2 separate regions of the Mus musculus genome follow, and region 1 is linked to region 2. Evidence: chromatin loops called from intact Hi-C (ENCODE). Cell type or tissue: left cerebral cortex. All regions are shown on one strand. Each heading gives the region's core, and the rest is flanking DNA. Links, peaks and the distances in the headings are about the cores only.

Region 1 (7,469 bases), core at 1,431-6,430, 300 kb after region 2:
AATCTGCTGCACATACCCCCACATGTAAACACACACATGTAAACACTAACATGTAAACACACACACTCAATTATAAATCAGTCCAAGGTCAAAAATAACTTCACATATCACCTGATTAAGATAATCTTTGCAGAGTATATCTATTAAAACTAATGAAAACTAGTCTTACAAAGCAAATGAAGATAGTACCACTTCAGCACTGTCCAGGAGAGAGGGAGTCTCACACAACAGACTGTGAGAATCAACTACCCCATGGCAAGGCTATCTTTACTTGAAGATCAATGAATCAAGCTATCTTAGCTTGATGCCACTGAATATTCAAATGATAAAACTCCTTCTGTTCTAATTCCTTGCTCACCAAGCAATCTTCTGATTATAATTTGGCTTCCCATGTGGGTAGTCTACAGAGAAACAATGAGCTGGCCAGGCCAGCAGGAATATCTGGGCCCTTCTGGCAGTTAAGTTTCTGACTGTAAATTAATAAATTGACATTCTCCAATGTACCAGTGTCTTAGGAGCCTGTTAGTTACATTCAGCATTCCCCCATCTAATCAATGCCAGGAGCTGACAAAATTGAGTTTCTAAATATGCAAAGGAGGCTAGACACTGGCCTGTAGCAACTGCTGTGGTAAGTGCCACCAGGCGGAACTGGGTCTGCAGCATCAGCCAGCTTTCCCTCAGACATTCCCTCAGTTTCAAACCATATGTTCATTTTAACTTGTCTACTATGTGAACATTTCTTTCCTTTTTCCCCCTGAAACTAGGTTTCTCTGTGTAAACCTGGCTGTCCCGGAACTTGCTCTGTAAACCAGAATGGCCTTGAACTCACAGAGATCCTCCCTCCTCTGCCTCCAGAGTCTCGATTAGAGATGCACCACCATCGCCCAGGGAACACTTCTTTCTCTAAGCAATGGGAATGTCTTTTAACCCTATTTAATGTTAGCGTTGCTCACTATTCAGCACAGGCAGGGCCTCAATCCAATTATTTAAAAGGGTAGATACACAACAACACCTAAACTAGGAAGCATATGTTTAGTCTGAATCAGCTGACGCTAAGGACACAAGTGTAGCTATATATATATATATATATATATATATATATATATATATATATATATATATATACACACACACACACATACATATAAATATATACATACACACACACACACACACACACACACACATGTACATACACACACACACACATTTACCTAGCACACATTGCTGCTTGACCACTCAGAACAGAACTGTTTGCAGAAAGGACAAACTAATAGATAGTAATCCTTAGTCTTTTGGTTTGTTTGTTTCCGGAGTTGGGGTTGAACTCAGGACCTCATACACAGTAGACAAGTGTACTATCACTAAACTATATAAAAACAAGATAGGCTAATGCAATTCTGTTAATATTTTAGGGGGTTCTTGGTCATATATAATGTAAAAATATACTACTCTATAGTGGCTCATCCTTTGGCCACAAGGAAGGGTGTTAGGGGCAGGGGAGAGTATGTATCATATTTGAGAGTGAATAAAAGAAACAACAAAACTGAATTAGTGAGGAAAAGAGAGATGCCTGCCTATCGCTCTTGCTCAACTCTCTTCTGGGGCAGGGGAAATGGCTGAGGGGAAAGAGGTGCCCGAGCATAGGCCTGATGATCAAAACGCCATAGTCTGTCTGGCAAGGTAGCAGAAGAAACTAGCCCTGGAGTTGTCTTGTGACTTGTCCTTGTGCACTTTGGCACAAGCACACCTGCATTCACACACATGCACAATACATACATCACACACAAAAACACAAATAAATAAAAGCAACTTCTATGTTGAAACAGAGAAAACAAAAACATAAACTATTAATAAAGCATCTATATAGAACCACAAAACCAAATGCCCATCAGTCTGCCATCACAGGCAAGATGAGCTCTTCATTCTCAAATCCTACTAATGCATATTCAAATTTAAATGACGCTGCAAACTGAATGTCTGACATTTAAAAATCAACCACTCAGTCACCAAATAGCCAAAATAGGAAGGAAGCTAGACAAGAATGTGTCTTGACTCTCATAGGGCTAATACATGAGAAAACACACCCAGAAATCTTGCAACTTATATGGCTATTTGAAGCCTCTGTGGAAATGGTAGATTTTATCTTTGTGATTCTGCATCTTGCTTTGCTTACGAGTAGAGTGTATATTTTCCCATATATACAGATGTAGATCATGCTTGTCTTTGCTCCTGGCTGTGAGACTCCTTTTTCTCTCCCCTTTCTCCCGTGTAAGATCCAAGGATGAATGAGAAGAATGATTAAATGCACTTAGGCTCTGACCCAATTAGAATGACGCCTGCTGCGTGCTGGACAGTGTGTCAGGCACTTTTCTAGATATTTCCTTCATAGACTTAAGTGCTATTTTTGTGTCTGTTAATGTCAAAGCTGAAAATGCTCAATTTTAGAGGGCAAGCTCTGTGAGGCTGTTTTCTAAATCATTTCATGTTAGGCTGAGAGTGGGGCCCAAGACAGGACAAGAGTGAACATGGAGTAACCTCTGGATGCTGAGGCCGGAACTTAGTAAGCACACAACCAGCTCACTACAGTAGAGAGCATCTCTTAACAATACTAGATTTTCTCAAAGATCTTCAAGAACCACAGCATGTCTCTAAACTTTGTTTCATGGTGAAGGATTCAAGAAGTCAACATTAAGATAAAGTAGATTGACAAGAAAGACACGGCCTACAGCACAGCTTACCTAGACTAGGGTACACTGAGTGTGCAGTTTTACTAGCCACACTATGATCGTGCAGAAGAACTGGAAAGCAAGTAAGTTAAAATTAAATATTAAATAAGGTCAAGCAAAATGACAAAGTCTGTCACAGAGGTCACGCTCCCTAAGCTCTGTCTTTGAGACTGTCACTGGCCAAGCCAAGCCACACTCACTGGGATTACTGGAGGAACAGGGAACACTTTCATCACTAAGTAACCAGTTTACTAAGCTTCAATAAAGCAAGCTAGCTATACTACACTAAGACAACACACAGGTGTGCCTTCACAATGATTTCTTAGTGATTCAAGTTTACTGTGTAGTCCTGTACAGGACTTACTGTGAATGGTCTCGGTCTTTTCTCTATTTCCCATCACCTCTGTGAGCCACTGCAGTCCTGAATTAAGTCTCATAGCTCTCCACAGAGCAAATGAATGGCTTTTGTGTGAAGCTGGATAAAATTATATGAGGGAGTATAGGGGATACCAGGGCCTTCTCCCCAACACAATTCAGAGTAAACAGATCTTTGCTTGAGAAGCCTGAGGTGGGAGGAAGCCTACTCTTCAACTGTTTGTGGGGTCATCGTATTTGTCACACTGTGTGACTACTTACTGGGTTCTGCTTACTGCAAAGCAACTCCAAGCCATCTAGGATTTAAGACCATGCCTTTCCCTGCAGCATTAGAGCACCACCTTGTGTCAGGAAATTGACCAAATGAGCAGAATGCTGCGTTTCAGATACCTTAGTTGTCCAAAGTTTAACTGTCCAGTCAAAAGACGAAGTGACAAACAGATGTGAGAAGTCTACTGCTCCAACAGCCGCGTGACAGTGGATTCCAGTGATGGGTCCCTGGTGTCCCTCAAACATCTCACTGATTCCAGCTTTGCTATTTCATAAAAGTGAACATGTTAGGGACCTCTCTTGGAAGTACACCACATATTATTTTCTTAACATTTTTACTTATTCATTTTTAAGACAGTCTTTGTAGCCTGAGCTGCTCTGGAACATACTACATAGGCCAGGCTACATCTTCCTCTGCCTCCAGAGTGTTGAGATTAAATGCCTGCACCATTACACCCAGCAAATGTATCACATCATGGGTTTATACAGCAGACTTTGAATTAATTTCAAACACAATTCTGGGTTCATAGTTTATCAACGTAACTTATAACAAATGCCACTTTATTCAGATGTGGTAACACTACTAATATAGCAGGGGCATTTTAGAGCCATAAACACCATGCTGTTGACAAGAGAACTCAAAAGACCATATCCATGGTGGTAAAACAAGGACAAAGGATGCTGTGTAGGGATGCTATGTAGGAAACAATCTGGACTATTTTAAATTAAAAGCTTTGAAATGAAATGAAGGCAATCTATATTGGAAATGAGGTCCAGATGTTCAATGCTTTTAAAGAACAGCTAGACAATTTCAAAACAGACCGAACAGTAGGAGAACTATTAGTCAGCTTAACATATGTAGTGACATTGCTAGACCATTATCAGAAGGCTCAGACTAAAACTCAAAGTTCAAATGAACCTAAACAGAAAACAGGTGACAATCACATTTATGAACCTGAAGGCCAATATGTGGAACATACACACTGCATTTCTAATGCTGAACACACCTCCTACAGTAACTTCTGTGAGCATATGCAGCACACACAGATCCCTACAACATACTGCAACACACACAATCCAAAAGCACATGAATCCAAACTACTACAGCTAAAAAAAAAATTAACTCAAGTTCTCGTTGCCCAAATTTAATGTCCCAAGTCTAGGAGAGGATTCTACTTAAATACGGAACAAGCTGTTTCAATGAGATGACTCAAGGGAAAATTCTAAACAACATCTAATTCCTACTAAGTTTACCTGCCATGGCGGCATGCTGTATACACAGAACCTTCTTCACTGCCCACAACAAAGTTGTTGACGTCTCCAACAGGGAAAGACATAGATGTTACAGCTACTGCCTTTGACTGTTTATGAACCAACTCCATGCTATCCTAGAGGAAAAAAATGAGAAAATTAATTTGTAAAGCTTTATTTTCAAATTTTATTACAAATCTTCTAGTTTTAACTAGTTTGTATGCTACTGTTTTAATATACTATTAATATAAACCTACCTACCTCAGTTAAATGAAAAAGCTTTGGTAAGATATATTTAAACCATCAACACACCACTTAGATTTATAATCTGTGCAATAGTATAAAAATAGCTTATGATAAAATGCACGTGGGGGTACATATGAAATGAAAACTAATTTTACTTCAAATTTTCACATTCCTAAGTTTAACATACCTGTGGATGGGAAAGCATGTCCAAACTCCAGGAACAAATTTTTCCATCAGTAGAGATGCTAATCAGATTGTGAGCATTTTGTGTTCCAACAACATTTACACAGTAGACAGGGTGCTAAAGACATAAAACAGTTTTCAGAGGTTATTTACAAACAAACAATAACAAAACCCAGAAAAAAATTAGTCTAATTACGGGTATTCCAATTCCTATCAAAACAGGTTTGTTAACCTGCCAGCTTTTGTTCTGTTGCTCTTGGGAGGTGAACCCAGGACCCTGAGCACTGCTAGGACAGCAGCCCATCACTGACTTAGCTTTAATATGAAGTGTGTTGCTATTCTGTTCATTGATAAGAGGTTGTCTTAGAAAACAGAGGACTTTGTGATATATGCACCCTACACATACAAGGAAGCGTATCGAAGTCACTCTCCTAGGACTATATCGTCAGTGGTGAAGGCCAACGGAAGTCTAGGGAAATAACTAGTTACTTACTGTGTGTGCAGCAGCTGACAGCGGCGTTCTCTGGACAGGAGTTCTTTTATTGCTGCGGTTATCCCAAAGCACAATCTGGCCTGAATATGTACCTCCAACAACAAGATTCGGATGAAATTTTGCAAATGTAGCAGACATTACAGCTGACTGCAAAAACGCAGAATTTTTGTATTTAAGATTTAAGTGAGGAAAGTCTGACGAATTAGAAAAACAAATCTATCGGAAATATTTACCTATTACTTAAGGTATTAGAAGTTTTAAAAACAATCTACTCTATTTGAATATTGTAAGAAAAAACTATAGTAGTTTTTGTTCAAAAGTCAAATGTGATCTTTATATGTTTACATGGTTATCAAACAAAATAAAACTTGCTTCAATCAATTTCAGTTTTTAAAGCAAAGTTGGCCTGTGACTGACCTCTAACTATAATATGACAGTAAAGAATATATTAGTTTTGATTTGAAGTATTTATTTTGAATTATGACACTATTAAGATTTTAACTCATACAATCAGTAAGAGTCACAAATTTTAAGTTTTGCTAAATCCACTTTAAAAAAAACTACATCTACTTCCTACTTCAACCACATGTTTTTACTTAAAACTATTTAGTTGCAACTCCTCCGGCCATGACTAAGAGATTCAGGGGCTGAGGTCTAATTATATATTCTGTAGTAAGTCCCACTTCCTGTGAGAACAACGCATTCCAGAAGACTGTCTATATGGTCAATCACAGTAACAGAAAGTCAAAACTGCAACGGACTTTAGGTGTGCTTAACCATGATAAGAGATATTAGAAAAGCTAAAAAGGGCAGATCATACTGAACTAAGAGTGCTCAGCTTTGTGTGTGACAGCTGTTTGCAAATATGGTGTGGTTCAGTAAACGCCAGTCCAATGAAATCATGTTGATGGGAAAAGGAAAAAGGCACTTGTCTAAATTCATGAATGAATCCTTAAACATGGGAAGACAGCTGAAGGACGACCTTACCTGGCAGTGGAACACATACTCTGGGGTAGTTTTTTTGTACTTCATATTCCACACGAGGGCCACACCATCAGGCTCATGAGGAGCCTCTTCATTGTTATTATAGGAAGCCACAAGTAATTCTGGATACTGCTCACAAGAATCAAGAAGGAAAAGAAAAGTACGAATAGTAAGAACTATTTTATGTTCTTAACTATCTATCAAGTTGTTCTGAAAATTATCTTCATAGTTACACTCACCAAGATGCTAGTCTAATTTTAAATTAGCACAATTTAACATTTAAAATGTTTAATTTTTATACAAGTGGTTAGTGGATAATTAAATTAGCAAAATTGAGTTTGAACATAAAGTCCTGAATTTCAAATCTAAAAGCAGTTCCAATTTTTCCTTCTAAGGTACGCGAGTCAATGTGACAATGGCAACGTCAGAAACACCACCCAGTATTATTTATTTAACGTGACATACACTGATTTAATTACAAGAAGTCTTATAACCAAAATAAAACTATATGCTAATTAGAATTAAAAAGTGAGTTATAACAACTGATTTTTTTATACTTACCTGGGATGACCAATCCAAACAACTAACAACTCGATGCTTTGACCAACGCTCATCAAAGAACTGTCGATTTAATGACAGCTTAGCACCTGCTTGAATCTCCCTACAGGAAAAGATCACCCCCCCCAGAAAAGACAGCATTATAACTTGTGTCATTCTTAATATTAACATACTTTTAAGGCTGCAGAAGCTATGACCTTAAGAACTAAATATTACCCTTCTTTGTCTTCCAAGTCTCTCCCACTGTAGTCAAAGAAGATGTTAATCTGCTCAGAAAGGGCTCTTTCTACAATTCTCGTAGAATGGTCAAAGAAACTTAAAAATTCTTCTGAGTGTAAAATCTGTTGCTTTTCTTCTTCAGTTAGTTCATGAGGTGGAGC
Region 2 (7,469 bases), core at 1,499-6,498:
CCGGCTCTCTTCCTCCCCAACCCACCCCCACCCCCCCACCCCCCCACCCCCGTGTGTGCTACAGAAAGCGGCTGCACGGAACTTCCCAGGGAGCACCTGGGAGAGAAAAGTAGCGGTCCACCAGCGCTAACCCGCCTGCCCTGGGCACCAGGGTGGGACAGCTGTTAGTCACGGAGATGTCGCGTTCTCCTGCTCACTGACAGTGGCGCACTAGTGTTCAGAGTGTACAGCGCCCACAGAGCCTAGAGGGGCCCTGGCTCAGTGTCGTGCTAACCGCAAGACCAGGAACCCCCTCTGGATAGGGCTGAGAAAACGGATGGTGATTGGGTCTGAAAGTTGTAGCAGCGTGCTGAACCGGCTCCCCAGCTCTGGGGAAAGAGTCAGGGCTTTCTGCTTGAAGAAGTGCCTTGGAAAGTCGAAAGAGTCCCCTGTCGTTCTCTGAAGGGACAATGTCCTTGAAGCTCAGCCTGGCCACTGCTTTCTCCCCCTCATCCCCGGTCAAAGACTTGAACTCTTCACTTCTGTTTGGAATCTTCCCATGTGACCTGAGATAGGTCCACTGGAATCCTGAGGGGAAAAAAATCTTGGGGCTACAGAACTATGCTCAACCTTTGAGGATATTAATGTCCCTTCTACAGTACCCTACCGGACAAGACAAGGGTGCTGTGCAACCTTCATTCCTCGGGCCACAAATCCAGTTCCTAAGCAAAAGCACCCTTGCATGGACCAAATCTGGACTCTACGTGTTAGCATTCTATCTAAGCTCCACTCCACAGTTACTTGGCAACAGCCGGGGAGGCCTGACCCACTATAAAAGGGGCTGCTTGCCCCCTCCTCCTTCTCTTCCTCTCTTGCCCTCTTGCCTGCTCTTGCTCTTCCTTTCTTGCTCCCAGCTCTGTCCCCTCCCCCCTTCCCCATCCCCTTCCCCCATCTCTCCACATGTTCATGGCTGGCTTCTCCCCTCTCCCCTCTCCCCTCTTGCCTGTCCCCTCTCCCCTCTCCTCTCCTCTCCCCTCTCCTCCCCTTTCCCTCTTCCCCTCTCCTCTCCTCTCCCCTCTCCTCTCCTCTCCCCTCTCCCCCCCCTTTCCCTTTTCCCCTCTCCCCTCTTCTTCCCTCTCCCCTTCCCATACCCTGAATAAACTCTATTCTATACTATATGTGGTTGGTCCCTCAGGGGAAGGGATGTCTCAGCATGGGCCACGGAGGCACCTGCTTTCCCCATACCTCACCACACCTCCATAGAACATAACCACCCTCTCTTTATCTTTTAAGAAACACATCACTACCGTTTGTCCTTGTCATAAACAAGAGATCTGGGGCTATGCCTTTGTTTCCCTCTCTGTCAATTCTATACCCACTCTATGGATTCCTCACAGCTAAGATGGATGGTAAAGGCTTGGCAGAAGCTAGGGTTAATGAGTGACCGACTCAGTCTAGGATATGTTCTAGCAATTGCCTTCTCTACTAGACTGTAGGCCACCGGACCTTAGTGATCCCCAGATCCGGACACTATGTTACAACAAGGAAGTGCCAGTAGTGAGATTGGGAGCAGTAGAGAGCCTTGTACTCAGGACCACTTAAGGTGGAGAAAGGAAAGGCAAAGATGCCCCTGGGGAGCTATCAGGGAAGCACCTAGCAGAAGACCCCACCCACTTAGCTGGGCTAACAAGCCCAACCCTTGAAAGCATTGTGACCTCTTGCTGAGCCTAGGAAGGAAAACTAAAACACAAACTTGAGTTTCAAGAATACAGGCTCTGGAGTCTGTCCATGTGAAGGCTTAAGGGATGGGATTCTGTGTGGCTCCCTGGATTCCTGGAGGAAACCTTAGGGTCTTGCTGGGAGAACCAGTGTTAAAGACACTAACAAGAACTTTCTGGGGTAGCTGTGTGGCTGTGATAGAGAAGCCAGTATGAGACGGGCAGGACTGGGAGGTCTCCAGAGACAAATCCCTGCCCTTTCCCCACAGCTTTGAGTTCCAGGACAAAGCTTAAGAGATTTAGAAATTGCAGGTCTCCAGAGCTATAGGGGTGGTACCCCCAAGACACACACACATACACACACACATAAACACATACACACACACACACACACACACACACACACACACACACACACACCAAGCATCACTCCTGGGACCAGCAGCAAGCAAAGATTCACCCTGGGACCATAGCCAGAGAGTAGGTAGTCAAACTAGCCTTGGAATGTGCAGACCAACATGGAAGCCCTGGGGGAGTGGGGCGGGTGCCTTCTTTCCCAGATCTCACCTCTCAGCTTGGTGCAGGACACCCAGTAGACAAGCAGAGGCAAAGTTCTGGGCCAAGCGAAATCGAGGGAATCTGGCCAGGGGGTTAGGGGGAGCCCTAAGTGAACCTTCACTCTCCAGCTTGGAGCCTCTGGAAATCCTGGGTGTTTGAGGGCTTACCCTAAACACTACTGGGATTTGTGCTGTAGCAACAGAGAAGGCAGCTGGCTGACAGCTGAAGTTGAGTGAAGCACCTGATGCGAAAGAAGTTGTTTTCTTCTATCCAAGAACCTCGAGATGTTCATTGCTACAAAGGGAATGGGTGGATCAAGCTACACTCTGAGGAACAGGCTGCAAACTGAGATGTGTTGAAACACACAAAGTCTGCATTGAGACACCTAACCCTCCTCTACTAGATCTAGGCAGACTAAAAGAACTCTGGGGCTAGGAATAATAACTGAAGGGAAGGAGCAAGCACCAAGGCAAACTAGCCTCATTCAGGCAGCCAGTTTCTCTCCAAATTCATCTCAACTCCCTCTTGAGGCCTCTTCTGTCTGAGGAGAGCAGAGTGGCTCTCCTCAGAACTGGGGCTCAAAGTGTAAAATATCAATCAATACAAGAATACAATCAATACAAGAATACTTAGGGTGCTTCACTTTAGACCAAAGTAGAGAAATCCGTTGGCTATTTCTTACAAAGCAATGAGACAATTTGGATGAACCTAGATTTTGGCGGGTGGGGGTGGGGTGGCTCATGCCTGTAATCCCAGCACTCAGGAACTCAGATGTAGACAGGAGGATGGTTGTGAATTTGAAGCCAGGTTCGTCTACACAGCAAGTTCCAGACTAGCCAGCACAGCGTCCTGAGATTGTGCCTCAAGAAAACAAAATTAGTAAATGGAACAAGATGTAGATTTGTGTCTGGCTTATCAGGACACTTCAAGCCTAGGTCCCCCCCCCCCCCCCAGCTATAGGTCTCTCTCCTTCCCCTTGCAGCTTTTCCCCTCTCTAGGCTCAGAGCTGCATCCACTTCCCAGGCTACAGGGCACTCATCTTGTGTCCAAGATAAAAGAGGGCCCAGGTCCTATTTATTCCAGAATGATGCTGTTTTATAAATCTCACCTGAGTTTACACTGTTTCTGGGGATTGAGAAAGAAATAGAATGCAGAAAACTTTCCACCACCAGTATGCCTTCAGGACAGGCTTGATTGGCAACAAAGGGGCAGAGAAAGCGCAATCAGATTTTTAATTCTGATTCTGATTTTTAATTTTAATTTTGATTGGTTTTTTTCCTTTTATTAGGGCAAAACAGCTACTCGTGTGGTGTCAGAGCACAGGGACTTGAAATCGAGTCGCTAAAAGGCAATCTGGATTAAAAACCTTGAGATACCGTTGATGCACATAAAAGGGGCAGGAAGCAGTTTAAAGTCAATACAGTAGGGAGGGTCTGGTCTGGTGCAGGCGAGTCCCACCAGGGAGCGTTTCTAATAAAACTCATTCTTCCCCATTCTCTAGGCCTTCCTTAGCCAAGTGGCTGAGAACTAAATCCAGGCAGACTGGAAGGCGCATTACCTGCCTCATTATTCCGCTGTGTGAATGCTGGAGTTTTAATTACACACTTGCTTTTTCTGGGGAAGACCAAAGATCGTATTTTTTAAAGTATCAACTTGTTTTCCATTAGGCAGTTGTTGTAACAAGTTCTTTCAGTGACATGTTATGTCTTTAGGAAGGGATGCTTCAGATGGCGCGCACTAGCACAATTTTGTGGCTTTTAATTACTATTTTGTTCTTTTGGGGGGTTTCAGAGGCTGGCGCCTGGGCGTGATTAGACTGTCTACCAGGCCTGTAACAACCTCCTACACTGTCCACCAGGTGGCGCCACAAAGCAGGCGCTACCGCAATCTTCAAACTTGAGAGTCCATCACTGCGCTGAGTCCATCCATCACCCTTCTTTTGAAAATCCCAACCACCAGAGAGGGGAACTCATCACTTGGAAAAGAAAGAAAGAAAGAAAGAAAGAAAGAAAGAAAGAAAGAAAGAAAGAAAGAAAGAAAGAAAGAAAGAAAGAAAGAAAGAAAGAAAGAAAGAGAGAGAGAGAGAGAGAGAGAGGAAGGAAGGAAGGAAGAAAGAAAGAAAGAAAGAAAGAAAGAAAGAAAGAAAGAAAGAAAGAAAGAAAGAAAGAAAGAAAGAAGAAAAATAAAAATAAAGAAAGAAACCTAGAGAAAGAAATTACAACAGTGGAGTAAGATCCTAGAACACGAAAATGTAAAATAAAGTAGACAAAATAAAACTTCTTATATTTATTGTTTATATCAAGAAAACGTGTGATAATGAATCTTGATAAATCTCTAATATTACTTCAGTATCTCTTTTTTTTTTTCATTCCCCTTTTCATAAAAACACCAATGCAAACGACTTTGAAGGCTGTCTAGTCTGGCCTACCTTTCCCAAGGAGGGAACCTCAGAATCAGTTTCCAGCTAGTGGCTCAGATGTGCGTCATTACTAGAGACCTTTATGTGTATGAGGAAAAGTGATTTCAAATACATTACTAGTAATAATACCTTTGGGCTTATAGAGCTCTTCTCTCAAGCAAAAAGGAAAAACGTTAAACATTATCCAATTAATTGTCGTAATATCTCTGTGGGTAGTTTGGGAAGCATAGGTTATTATACGCGGTTTATGGATAATTTAAATCAATTGCCCGTCAGGTGCAAAGTGGCTGACAAGAGTAGTGCGAGCCAGGCACCTCGAGGAAAAGTATCTGGAGAAAAAGGAGACAGAGCTGGCTCGGCCCTCTTCCTGGCTTTATTTGATTAAGGCGAAGTTGGACAAGAGATGTAAATCGTTAGACTTGGCTCTTGAAAGCAGAGTAAGGTGGGAGACCCCATTTCTTTCCCGGAGCCTTATGTCCTGTTGCGGGCCATCCCGCACCCTATCCAGCTCCAGATCGGGTACCCACTTTCTGCAGTGCTTGTACACGCACCCACCGCGGCCGCCTTGCCCGCCACGTGACACGCGGGTCCCGGGGCCGCCCGGTCGCGGACTCCCGGCGCCCCGCGGCTCATTCCTTCTGATTGGCTGTTGCTAGGTGACGTTGCCCGCGGTCACGTGATAAGTGTTAAATGCCCACCCTGCAGGAGCCTGCCCGGCAGACAATCGTAAAGCTGCTCGGGGGTCGCTCACCTGCTCCCGCCTCCTGGAGCCCCTACCGGGTCTGACCGCTCTTGCCCCCTCCATTGCCCGCCCCCCGCCCGAGCCGGGCCAGGAGCCGAGAGGTCCGAGAGGCCCGGGAAGGATGCGGCCAGCAGCTGCGGTCCCGAGCCACGCACGGTGATCGCCTCCTCCAGGGGAGGAGGCGCCTAGACCGTAGCCTCATTTCTTGTTTTCCTCTCCCTCCCCCTCCCCGTAATTACATTGGTTGCTGGAAGGGACCCGGAGAGATAGACAGAGGAGGCGCCTCGCATCCCCCTCTCGCCCGCCACCCGTGCTCTTTCCTGTCCCGGGTCAGGATGACTGGAGTCTTTGACAGTCTGGTGGCTGATATGCACTCGACCCAGATCACCGCCTCCAGCACGTACCACCAGCACCAGCAGCCCCCGAGCGGTGCGGGCGCCGGCCCTGGCGGCAACAGCAACAGCAGCAGCAGCAACAGCAGCCTGCACAAGCCCCAGGAGTCGCCAACCCTCCCGGTGTCCACGGCTACGGACAGCAGCTACTACACCAACCAGCAGCACCCGGCGGGCGGCGGCGGCGGGGGGGCCTCGCCCTACGCGCACATGGGCTCCTACCAGTACCACGCCAGCGGCCTCAACAATGTCTCCTACTCCGCCAAAAGCAGCTACGACCTGGGCTACACCGCCGCGTACACCTCCTACGCGCCCTACGGCACCAGTTCGTCTCCGGTCAACAACGAGCCGGGTAAGCATCGCAAGCATCTAGGGTGCCCAAGTCACGGGGAGGGACCGGGTAAGCATGGGGTGGGGGGCAGTCCGGAGCTCTAGCCTTGCACTCTGTGCATCTCTTGCTCCCGCCCTGAACTCTGCCCAATCTCCAACTGCACGCGAATCGCAGTTTCTGCCTCTCCACGCTCCGGGGGACAGAGTCGGTGGGCGGTTGGGCCAGTTGGCATGCTGTGGGTAGCGCATAGCTTTGCTGCCCGCCTCTTCTTTCTCTCTTGCACAGCTCCCCCGGGTCCCTTGCAGGGTTCCGTGGCCAGGCCAGTCGGCGCGTGCTGAAGTTGGGAAGGCCTCCTCAAGTCTCTAAAGGCCTCCGCTCCGAACTTTAGGACCGCGGGGTTGGACGGTGGGTGCTCACCACTCACTTTTCGTTGCAGACAAGGAAGACCTTGAGCCTGAAATCCGAATAGTGAACGGGAAGCCAAAGAAAGTCCGGAAACCACGCACCATCTACTCCAGTTTCCAGCTGGCGGCCCTTCAACGACGCTTCCAGAAGACCCAGTATCTGGCCCTGCCAGAGCGAGCCGAGCTGGCGGCGTCCCTGGGCCTCACCCAAACTCAGGTGAGCAAGGTGGGAGATGGCCTGCTTTCTCTAGGAAGCGGGCACGTCCGGAACAACTTTTCAAAAGTATATTTTCACCTGTGCTTTTTTATTCCGGGCAAAGTAAACTTCTAGGCCCAATGCTTAAAACAAACAAACAAACAAAATAAGAAATTTTTTTCAAAGGGGGCAGCCGCATGGGAGGAAAGAAAATGACCCGGGTGGACAGAAATCCCACACTACAACGCCTTTCCACTCGCTGCTGCTAAAGCGGGTTCCATAACTGACCTGACACCGCACTACCCAGAACCTTGGTCACATACTTAGAGCTCATCCATCAGCATTTTGAGATCCCCCCAATGTAGCTAGAAGCAGCGGAGGCCCAGAGCCCAGGTCTGCTCGCCCGCCGTCTCCACTCCACCAACCTCCTGCCCAGGTTCCTGTACTAAAGCTCAGGGCTTTTCCTTTTTTTCTACAAAGGTCAAAATCTGGTTCCAGAACCGCCGATCCAAGTTCAAGAAGATGTGGAAAAGCGGCGAGATACCCACCGAGCAGCACCCTGGAGCCAGCGCTTCTCCTCCTTGTGCCTCCCCGCCGGTCTCGGCGCCAGCATCCTGGGACTTCGGCGCGCCGCAGCGGATGGCTGGCGGCGGCCCGGGCAGCGGAGGCGGCGGTGCGGGCAGCTCTGGCTCCAGCCCGAGCAGCGCCGCCTCGGCCTTTCTGGGAAACT

The links. Peaks named below come from ENCODE experiments on the same cell type or tissue, not always from the same donor. Only the 100,000 strongest peaks of a DNase experiment are listed, where the experiment ranks them.
Region 1: a loop joins it to region 2, with 3 times the contacts of the local background. A loop is called at or near these places in 11 of 42 quality-filtered maps.

The regions. Positions count from the first base shown.
Region 1 is chr2:71,247,012-71,254,480 of GRCm38, reverse strand. It overlaps Dync1i2 (dynein cytoplasmic 1 intermediate chain 2), which reads right to left. Exons shown (of 16, transcript NM_010064.4): 7 at 7,306-7,468; 8 at 7,093-7,192; 9 at 6,535-6,660; 10 at 5,548-5,694; 11 at 5,059-5,172; 12 at 4,629-4,762; 13 at 3,495-3,639. Among named protein-coding and RNA genes, the nearest start is that of Dync1i2, 39 kb to the right of the region's middle. In left cerebral cortex, for the core only: a CTCF peak has its summit at 3,450 (motif pointing left); DNase peaks (open chromatin) are centred at 3,453 and 4,447.
Region 2 is chr2:71,544,675-71,552,143 of GRCm38, reverse strand. It overlaps Dlx2 (distal-less homeobox 2), which reads left to right and starts at 5,390. Exons shown (of 3, transcript NM_010054.2): 1 at 5,390-6,160; 2 at 6,576-6,760; 3 at 7,220-7,469. The coding sequence starts at 5,752. In left cerebral cortex, for the core only: a CTCF peak has its summit at 4,092 (motif pointing right); DNase peaks (open chromatin) are centred at 4,105, 5,044, 5,305 and 5,762; H3K4me3 peaks cover 1,364 bases; H3K27ac peaks cover 349 bases.